2 separate regions of the Homo sapiens genome follow, and region 1 is linked to region 2. The links are chromatin loops, found by intact Hi-C in ENCODE. Cell type or tissue: CD14-positive monocyte. All regions are shown on one strand. Links, peaks and the distances in the headings refer to the core of each region. The heading gives the core; the rest is flanking DNA. Region 1 overlaps LINC01350 (long intergenic non-protein coding RNA 1350). Region 2 overlaps LOC107985239 (a long non-coding RNA gene).

Evidence for each region. Hi-C counts contacts between places; a loop is a spot of excess contacts. Peaks named below come from ENCODE experiments on the same cell type or tissue, not always from the same donor. Only the 100,000 strongest peaks of a DNase experiment are listed, where the experiment ranks them.
Region 1: a loop joins it to region 2, with 2.1 times the contacts of the local background. A loop is called at or near these places in 2 of 110 quality-filtered maps.

Annotation. Positions count from the first base shown.
Region 1 is chr1:185,557,601-185,562,985 of GRCh38, forward strand. It overlaps LINC01350 (long intergenic non-protein coding RNA 1350), which reads right to left. Exons shown (of 4, transcript NR_110793.1): 4 at 779-1,075. The region is part of intron 1 of LOC107985239 (a long non-coding RNA gene); the gene reads left to right. Among named protein-coding and RNA genes, the nearest start is that of LINC01350, 68 kb to the right of the region's middle. In CD14-positive monocyte, for the core only: CTCF peaks have their summits at 2,445 (motif pointing left) and 2,645; a DNase peak (open chromatin) is centred at 2,471; H3K27ac peaks cover 1,217 bases.
Region 2 is chr1:185,482,008-185,487,392 of GRCh38, forward strand. The region is part of intron 1 of LOC107985239 (a long non-coding RNA gene); the gene reads left to right. Among named protein-coding and RNA genes, the nearest start is that of LINC01350, 140 kb to the right of the region's middle. In CD14-positive monocyte, for the core only: no CTCF peak of the experiment used is centred there; DNase peaks (open chromatin) are centred at 1,734, 2,314 and 4,534; H3K27ac peaks cover 1,657 bases.

The DNA.
Region 1 (5,385 bases), core at 213-5,212, 76 kb after region 2:
ATTAGCTGGGTGTGGTGGTGGATGCCTGTAATCCCAGCTACTCGGGAGGCTGAGGTAGGAGAATTGCTTGAACCCAGGAGACGGAGGTTGCAGTGAGCTGAGATCACACCACTGCACTCCAGCCTGGGCGACAGAGCGAGACTCCGTCTCAAAAAACAAAACAAAACAGAAGTTATCTTGATCATATTATTCTTACTACTTGCTGAAAGCCCTACTAACTTTTTGGTGGCTTTGAGTAAGAGTTCACTTTACCCTCCAGCAAGGAAGTCATGCATCTATATAGAAGTTTGGATCAAAACTCTGGTTTTTCCGCCGGGCGCAGTGGCTCATGCCTGTAATCCCAGCACTATGGGAGGCCAAGGTGGGCAGATCACCTGAGTTTAGGAGTTCTAGACCAGCCTGGCCAACATGGCGAAACCCCATCTCTACTAAAAATACAAAAAAGTAGCCAGGCATGGTGGTGCACACCTGTAATCCCAGCTACTTGGGAGGCTGAGACAGGAGAATTGCTTGAACTCAGGAGGTGGAGGTTGCAGTGAGCTGAGATTGCGCCACTGCATCCCAGCCTGGGCGACGGAGTGAGACTCTGTCTCAAACAAACAAAAACAAACAAAACTCTGTTTTTACAAACTGTGGTTTCTGGATAGGTGCTTTAGGGGTTCAGCAAACATTTGATTCAAATGTTGTTTTCATATTTATCTTAACCATGATATCTACGATATTAATTAGCAGGGGTAAATAATGCTAGCTGTTGTAACAAAGACCCCAAAATTAGTTGTTTAATACAAGACCAGTTTATTTCTTGCTATTCCAAACCTATTAAAGATGTTCCCGCCCTGCAGGTGGCCTGCTACATGGTCCTTCAGAAACCAAACTCCTTCCATATTACAGCCCTGTCCTCCTCTAGATCCTCAGTCCTTTCCAGCGTGGTCCAGTTGTTGAGGAAAGGGTTGGAGGGTTGCCATGGGGGGTTTGCCGGTGCCAGGTCTGGAAGTGGTGCATGTCCGTTCTACTCATACTTCACTAGCTGGAGCTCAGACAAATGACCACAGGAAGGCTGGTAAATATGGTTGAGCTGTGAACCCAGAGAGAAAAGGAGCTGATTTTTGTTAAGGACACAGCTATCTGTCTCTACTACAATTTTTAAAAATATCTTTTAACTTTTGGGGCACTACAGCTTACTACTATGTTGCCAATGTTAATAACTTGTTTTGGTGCAGATTTTGGAATTAAGCTTCTTGTTTTATTTAGTTAAAGAATATCCTAAGGTTGAAAGAAAGGCTATTACAAAAACATCTGTTACCATTTACAGTGATTTATCTGTGGCAATCACTGTCATCCTTGACAAAAGTCATTGCAAAGACAACACCAAAATAAATTATATTCTAAAACTGATGTATGTTTATAAGTCATCCATAAACTCAGATCTCATTCATCTAAAAACACTTCCTTGTTCTCAGTGACTGACTTTATAATATTTAACAGAAATGTGAACTTATAAAATAAACTTATATTAATAGAATATTTTTATCTGTTCTGGATATATTGAGGTTGCCTATAAGGTTTATCTTGAAAAGGGTTCCACTGCTTAACAAATTTAAAACAGTGATACTAAAGTCTCTTCTAGCTCTAACATTTATAATGCTTTCTATTTTTATATGCCATTGAAAGAAAGACTAACTCCTGATTGCATATAAATGGTGCAATGCAAGTTAAGTTATTTTCCTTAGTAGAAAAGTTAAGTTGCACTGGGAAAACTGTTGCATAATGTGCTTCCCCAACCTGTAACTTAAATCACTTAAATACATTATTTTAGAAATTCTCAGAGACTTGAAATCTTCTGAGGTGTCTACCAACTGATAATCCATGCAAATAATTTCCACAGCTTGTTTGATATTTGCAAGTGAAACACACTTTTGCTTGTTCGTAACTAAGCTCATCTCTCCTGCATTAACTATAATGTCAAGTTTGGGGGGGGGGGCGGCTCTTTAATTAAAGAGCCCCAGACCTTTCAAGGATCAGCATTGATTGTCTTCTGCTTCAGATCCCTTCTTGATTAGGTTTAAATGTCCTTTTTGGTAACTATGGGCTCCTTTGTTGCTCCTTTAAAGGAGTAGCCCCCTGCCTACCTCACTCAGAGGCTGGTTTGGGCCTGAAATATATAACCAGACAATCCTGCTATGTATCTGATATTGCGGAGGCTAGAGGTGCTGTGGGTTTTGTTTTCAAGGTTGCAGATGGAGTTGAAGGTCATAATGCCTTTTCCCATGACTGCTGGCAGCAGCTGCAGGGTTACTAAGGGAATAGCCACAGACCACAGTGTGATGAGAGGAATAAACTCAGGTGACTCTGCCTGTCTGGCTTGTATAAAGTCTTACAGTCCTGCCTTCATTGGGGAGTCCTTGCATAGGGCCAGCCAGGCTCCTGGAACCATCACTGCCCTCTACTGGATCAGCATAGGAGTCCTTGAAGCCCAGTGGGTCCTTCTGATGAAATGGGTGTTAGCCTTTGAGCTCTGAGGAAGTGGCGACCACAGAATTTATCCTCAGTTCACCTCATGCACTTAGCCAGTGACAATGGTTTGCTTGGTTTGACATCTGCTTGTACTGAAACTAGTCATATCTGTGAGATCTGTCAGATGCGGGTTCTATTCAATTTGGTACACTTGTACAGAAAATACCATTTTGGGTTTGAAAGCAGATACATTTAGATCAGAGACATGAAAAGACAAAATGGCTTTAGAATGCTGAAAAAGGCCTTGGCAACTCTGAAATGGTGTTTTCATTTAAGGCTAATTTGTATGTCAAAGCAGATTCAGGAAAGTCCATTTGAGAAAATCCCCTTAGAAGTGACTATTATTTCTATTATGGTTAGTCTTTAATGTGCAGAACACTGTGGAGCTGGGACAGTGAGACTTGGCGGCCCATTTACTTTAGCCACCAAATGTGACTTTTTTTGTGCCCAGAATCACTTCTGTTACTTTTTCCAGAATTTCTCATCCCCTTCTACTTATTTTCAGTCTTTTTTTTGACCCACGCCTCTATTTTATTTTTCATCCAACCCTCTGCAATGAATGACAAAAATGGAATACTGAAGGAGAAAATAACTTAAAGCTATGAAATACATGTTTGATCTACATGTTCCTTGGAGAAAGTGTGGAACATTCAGACAAGAATAAAGAGGAAGGTTAGATCACCCCGATTGCTCTCTGCACCCATCCTTCTCCACCTTGCTGAGTGCCTGGGGAAGCTGAGCTCCATCCAAAGGCCCCCTTGCCTTCGGACTTCTGCTGGAGTTTTGCCTGTGTGAGTGAAGTTGGGCCTGACTTCCTTCCTGTGGGGTTGCAGCTGGCTGTCTGTGTGCCTTGACTGAAGGGCACAGCTCTGTCCAGCAGCCCTCTCTCTAAAGGTTCAGGAAACCACTCTTTCCTCCAACCCCTTCTGGCCTAGGCTGCTAATGGGGCTGACCCTAGGAACCCGTACCATTCTTCACTCATACCTCACATATAGACCCTTAAGACACTCTCCTCAAATTACCCAGTATACGAGTTTTATCAGTTTTCTGCTGAAACCCAGGATGGTCCAATCATAATCCCTACTTAGAGATAAATATGGGTAATCATGTTGGAGTATCTCCTTAGCTACCTTTATTTATTATCCTGTGGGATCAGATTAAATCATGAGTTAGAGATGTAGCCTAATTCTGTGTGTACATCTTTATATCTTACCTTATATCTTACCCCTCCCACATGTAATTACTTATGAGAGTGACCCCCTATTGTTAAAATCTTCCCTATCTCAAATAATGAACTTTATTGACTACTTTTTGTTTCACTATATGGATAGAACTGAATTTATTTTGGGACTCAAGAGCACCTCTGTGATCTACCTTCTGAATCCCCTCAAACTTAGTGGCTTATGTATTTATCTGCTGGTTCAACTTTGTAAGACAGAGGGTTTGACTGGCTCAGTGTGTCACACACCCCCTCTGGGGTACCCCTACTGGACAAAAGCTCAAGCTGGGTTACCTCGTGGACAATTGAGCCTCTTTATGTTCAGCCTTCACTAACCTCAGTGGTTAAGTGACTTCTCCTAGTTCCCATCCTAGTAAATTGCAGAGCTGGAACTTGAACTCATGACTGCTGTCTCTAAACCCAGGGCTTATCTACTCCAAAATGTATTTGCCAACAATGTAAAACTCAATCTCTACATCTAACCACAGAAACCACAGTTGTAAGTCACAGAAGAATGTCAATTTTTTAAAAACGTGTGTGGTTCCAAAGAAATGGGCTATCAAGCCACAAAAAGACCTGGAGAAAACGTCAGTGCATATCACCAAAAAGAACTCCACTTGCGAAGTCTACACACTGTAGGTTTCCAACTATATGACATTCCAGAAATGGCAAAACTCTGGAGACAGTAAAATGATCAGTGGTTGCCAGGGGGAGGAAGAAGAGATGAATAGGTGGAGCACAGAGGATTTTTAGGATGGTGAAACTACTCTGTATGATACTGTAATGGTGCATACATGTCATTATACATTAGCAAAAATTCACAGAATGTGTACCTCTAAGAGTGAACCCTAATATAAACTATAGTCTTTCGGTGATAATGATGTGTCAATGTAGGTTCATAATTGTCACAACTGTACCACTCTGGTGGGGGATATTGACAATGGGGAGGCTGTGCATATGTGGGGAAGGGGGTACCTCTGTACCTTCTGGGAATCTCTGTACCTTCTGCTCAATTTTGCTGTCAACCTAAAACTGCTCTGAAAACTAAGATTTCTTCCTTTTAAAAAAATGTGTAGTTCCTTTTAAATTGGTATCCTATTAATTTCCATTGCCAACAGATTTACTGTGTTTAACTCTAGTTTTCATTTAAGAAAAATGACTGACTTTTTTATCACAAATGTCTGCAATAAATTGACATTCCCATCACAGGGGCTTTCTCACTGGAAACCTATTTTCCTATTGTTATTTTAAAGCAGTGTCAACATCCATCTCCTACATTCAGATAATGTGGACACATAATCAATTACCAAACATATTTAATTCAGAGGCCTACTGAAGCGTTTCACACTTGAATCTTGTAGTGAAGATATTTACGAGATTGTTTTTATTTAAAGCCCTAGAGATTTAGAGGAATAAACTAGAAGCTTAACTTGAGACTTTCAAAATCCTGAGATCTATCCAGGCATCCATCATACATGACAGAATGATTATACCACCCCCAGAACTAGGTGCTCGATGACGCACTGAGTTAATCTCTTTCTATTCCAATGTATACTACATATATCTTTTATTCAATATATTGAGTACAGAAACTTAAAGCTCAGAACTTTGACATTCTCATGCATTAATTTCTTTTTGTTTAAACAACATAA
Region 2 (5,385 bases), core at 121-5,120:
CTTCGCCTCCTGGGTTCACGCCATTCTCCTGCCTCAGCCTCCTGAGTAGCTGGGACTACAGGCGCCCACCACCACGCCTGGCTAATTTTTTGTATTTTTAGTAGAGATGGGGTTTCACCGTGTTAGCCAGGATGGTCTCGATCTCCTGACCTCGTGATCCACCTGCCTCGGCCTCCCAAAGTGCTGAGATTACAGGCGTGAGCCACCGCGCCTGGCCTCTTCAAATTTTTAATTTCCATTTTTAAACTTTTTAATTGGAATGATTTTTGATTTGCATAAAAGTTGCCGATATATAGAGTTCCTGTATACTCTTCACCCAGATTCTCTGTTACTATCCTAGAAAACCATAGTACAATTTTCAATGCTAAAAAATTAATATCAATACAATAATATCAGCTAAGCTACTGACTCTTTGGATTTCGCCAGTTTTCCACTAGTGCTCTGTTTCTGTTCTGTGATCCAGTTCAGGAGCCCACGTCTTGTTTACTTGTCATCTCCTTAATCTCCTGTGATGCATGACAGCTCCTCAGTCCTTCCTTCTCTTTCATGACCTTGACACTTCTGAAAAGTACTGGTCAAATATTTTGTAGAATGTCCCTCTATTTGGTTTGTCTGATGTTTTCTTGTGAGGAGATTGAGGTTCCATATTTTTGGTAAAAAAAATTACATTGTAGCTGAAGTAATATCAGTGATCTCAGTGCATCTAACGTGAGATTCTTGATGTCAGTATATCTTTTTTTTTTTTGAGATGGAGTCTTGCTCTGTCACCAGGCTGGAGTGCAATGGTGCAATCTTGGCTCACCGCAATCTCCACCTACTGAGTTCAAGAGATTCCCCTGCCTCAGCCTCCCCAGTAGCTGGGACTACAGGCGCTCACCACCACACCTGGCTAATTTTTTGTATTTTAGTAGAGACAGGGTTTCACCATGTTGGCCAGGATGGTCTCGATCTCCTGAACTCGTGATCTGCCCACCTCAGTCTCCCAAAGTGCTGGGATTACAGGCTGAGCCACTGTGCCTGGCCGTCAGTGTATCTTATTACTGGTGCTGTTAGCCATGATCTCTTGGTTAGGGTGGTATCTCTTGAGTTTCTATTCTGTAAGGTTACTATTTTCCCTTTTAAAATTTATAAATATCTTGGGAGAGATATTTTGAGACTTTAAAAATATCTGTTCCTCCTCAACCTTCTGACCATTAATTTTAGCATCTAACTGTGGATCTTGCCTGCAGTAATTATTATTGTGGTATTCTAATTGCTGTTTTCTATTTCCCTATTTCTTCTATTTTCATTAACTGAAATTTTTCTGTAAGGAAAAGCTGTCTCTTCTCCCTAATTTATTTATTCACTCATTTACTTATTCAGTGTGGACTTATGGGTATTTATTTTAGTCTATGGGTTAAAATCCAATACTACTATTTGTTTTGTTGCTCAATCTGTTCCTGCTTAGGGCCTTTGACTCGTGTACCCTTTTTACATGTCCCTATCTTTAAAAAAATAAACAAAAACAAAAAAAAAACCTGAGTTTTTTTTTCCTTTCTCTAATTTTACTCTAAAATATTTGAATCCTTATTGGGTAAGTGGGGAAAGATAGATGTAGGGTTGGTGAGATCTCATGGACATGAAGGCATCCTGTTGGATCTTGTGTTCCTCCAAGACTTTCTTGTAACAAAAGGAGCCTCAGCCACAGGGAAGCTGAGTATCCTGTCATATGGCTGTTGCTGTTTAAGTCATTTGCTGTGAGCAGAGTCACAAGGCAACACTGGGAACAACAGGCCTAACGCATGTCAACTCAGTGATTTTCAAACTAATACCTAATAGGAGGGATAGGAATCCCAACTTCTCATTTCTAGCCCAGTACTATTTCTGTGTTCTTGAGAAAGCTTAAGGCTGACTGTGACACTTCTGAGGCTATACCATCTGGTTGTCTCTCAGCTCTGTGGATTTTGAAACATGAGGAAAGAAAGAGGGAGTGGTAGCTTTCTCTGCCTCTGTAAACCTCATTAAAGTGATGTTTTTTGTTCCTATTGTCATTGGGGAAGGCAGTGATACTGCCAAGTAAGGAGTGGTTGATGCTTCAGATGAAATGGATGTTTGTGTTAAGAGTCTTTGTGTTAGATTGCCTTCTCGGCATCCCAGCTCTCAGCAACTCTCTTCCAGTTGTCACCTGATACATGTGGTTGAACAGCTTCTATTCCCTGTGCTCTTGTCTGTGACTAACCAGTGCTTCTCTTGTGGGATTAGTCTTCAGGATCACAGGACAGCTTGGCTTCTTCCTTCCTCAAGCAATGTGCTATTAATGCCAACCATGGGAACTTGGTGTAATGCAATACAGATACTTGAAATTGCTGAGTCACTTCACAGTGATGGTCATGTCTGTGAATGTGAGTGAGCCAAATAATGTGGAAGAAGAATGGTCTTTCAGGACATCACTAGACTTCTTAGACACTCTATTCTTTCCCACATTTAAATGTTTTCCCACATGTTAAATGTTTTGCCTTATGATGAATTCAGGTTAGGAATTTTCTGATACTAAGGGTTGAGAAAAGCAAATGAGCTATTACTCATGAGATCATATTTGTGAAAATGACTTAGATCAAATGAATTGCCCTTAAATCCTTTCTTGCTATGTAGATTCTTTTATTATTTTCTGTTCCAGCATTGTCCATAATTTGAAAGGTAAACCTAGTTGTTGAGTACTTTCAGATGGATATGCTATCAATGTAAGCCAGTGACAAACTGTCTGAGCCTGTTTAGACCTTGTCCCACAACGAAGTCTCCCAGGCTGAGAGAAGCTCTGATGCCCATGGCAAGCAGACAGCACGAACTGCTGGAGAGGGGAGCTGCTGACTCCCTCATCTTAATGGTTTATCCTTGGTTACTCTTTTTCTAAAAAGTAGAATCCTAGACTTATTTATTCATTTACTTTTACTTTTTTGAGACAGGGTCTCGCTGTTGCCCAGGCTGGAGAGCAGTGGTGTGATCTTGGCTTACTGCAACCTCCGCCTCCTAGGCTCAAGTCATACTCCCACCTCAGCCTCCCAAGTAGCTGGGACTACAGATGTGTGCCACCATGCCTGGCTGATTTTTTAATTTTTTGTAGAGATAGGGTTTTGCCATGTTGTCCAGGCTGGTCTCAAACTCCCGGGCCTCACAAAGTGCTGGGGTTACAGGTGTTCGCCACCATCCCTGGCCTGAGAATCCTAGATTTAAATCCCAGGTGTCTAGAAAAACTTATTCTTTCAAAATATAGTCCCCAATCCAGTTACTATGTGCCAGGCCCTGTGCTAATGTAGCTGTGATTACAGTCATGAACAAAATGGCTTTGTCCTCGTGGGGCTTAAGGTCTACAACAGCCCTGTCCAGTAGAAATATAATGGGAGTGCATATTATAACTTAAAATGTTCTAGAAATACATTTTTAAAAGCGAAAAGAAGCAGGTAAAATTAATTTTAATAACATATTTTATTTAACAATATAGCTAAAGTATTATGACATGTAATCAGTGTAAAAGTTATTGAGATAGTTTACATTCTTTTTATTGTACTAAGTCTTCAAAATTTTGTATGTGTTTTGCACTTATAATACATCTCAGTTTGGATTCGCTACATGTTAAGTGCTCAACAGTGTCATGTGGCTCGTGCCTACTGTACTGGGAGGTGTGGTTTACCAACATCCTACATGTAATTCCACAAGTCAATATTTAGATCCGGATGTTCAATCTTTTGGCTTCCCTGGGCCACACTGGGAGAATAAGAATTGTCTTGGGCCATACATAAAATACACTAATGATAGCTAGTGAGCAAAAAAACAAAAAAAAGAAAAAAAACCACCTCATAATGTTTAAACAAAGTTCACAAATTTGTGTTAGGCCGCATTCAAAGCCATCCTGGGCCGTGGGTTGGACAAGCTTGATTTAGGTTATAATGGTAATACGTGCTATCAGAGAAATGGAAACTGGCGTAATAAGCAATTAGGAAGGGTTTTGGGGATACTGACAGTGAAACTTGAGGGATGAGTTGGAGTGAGGCAGGAATGAAGGAAAGTAAGAACTGTCCAGGCAAAGGGAACAGCTTTTGTGAAGTCCTTGGGTTGAAAACGAGTGAAAAGGAGGCTGGTATGCTGACCTTTGTGAGAATGGATGAACAGCTCACATTCTTCTGTGAGCAGAAGAATGATGGTACTAAGAACAGAAAGAGAGAAATCATCCAGAATAAATCTGGTTTTAGAGGAAAGATAACTTTGATTTTAATATGGCTTTCAGGCACAAAAGATATAGGAAAATGGGAGGGAGGAAGGGCTGGAGATGTAGTTTTCAGGGTTGATGGAGCTGGCAAGTTAAATCTTTTAACATCTTTATGTCTGAATTTATCTTCAAGGGTCACTCATTAGGTGGGCTGGAAACCACTATGGGAAAGAGATGGGAGAGTCAAATAGATCAGGAGAGGAGGAGAGAGATGGAGAACATAAACCGTGTGCTAGAGAAGGTGACAGGTCATGAGGAAGAGATTAAACTCAGTGATGAAATCTTGGGGCCAACAGGAAAAGGAAGGGAAGTTTAAGACTAAGTGGTCAGAGCCTGGAGAAGTGGAATGGAGCGGGGATTAAGGCCAGCAGGTCAAAGGTGATTGGTGAACAGTGGCTTCCTTTAGTCGACTGCTGGCCGCATGGTGGGTGGTCGGTGGTAGGTGAGCCAGGTTTAAAGTAAAAGCAAAGAGTCTAGTAGACACTTTAAACAACTCATTTTATCAGCCTCCTCTACACACTGGCAGTTTCAGAGGAAACAACCCAGGGACTGAAGAGAGAGAGGCCATGGAAAATGGGCTGATATCTCGAAGAACAACAGAATGCCTCTAAGGCTGGAGAGAAAGCCGACTTGTCTGGGTCCTGAGAACAGCCTGCCCTGGCTGTTACCTCTCATGCTCTTACATTCTGGCAAACAAGGTGTCTGCTGCTCTTAGCAAATCCTAAAGAGACGGTGGTGATAACTGAAGTTCACTTTTCAAATGGTGAAGTGTCTCCTCTACCTACCACCAGGAGAAGCATAGGCATCTCTAGCTCACCAGGCCTCTGGCCACCAACCAGAAATTTTAAAGCTTGAACTCCATTGTGAGGCATTTAAAGCTTGCTGTGTCCATACTGAGAGCATGTGAAGAAGCCTGACTTATAAGGCCCTGGAGTTTGTGTTTTCTGCACGCTCTCCTGGAATGCTGAAACAGCAAAATGTTCTTCTCTTGGCAGCCATGAGAGAATGCAGCAGTTGGTGAGATGGGCAGTGAGCCTGCTTGAAGACCCAGTTGTGAGCTGGGCACCAACTGCAAATATTGCAATTCAAAACCAAACCAAACCAATCCATCCTACAGACCAAACGCATTTTAGCAAGGAAAA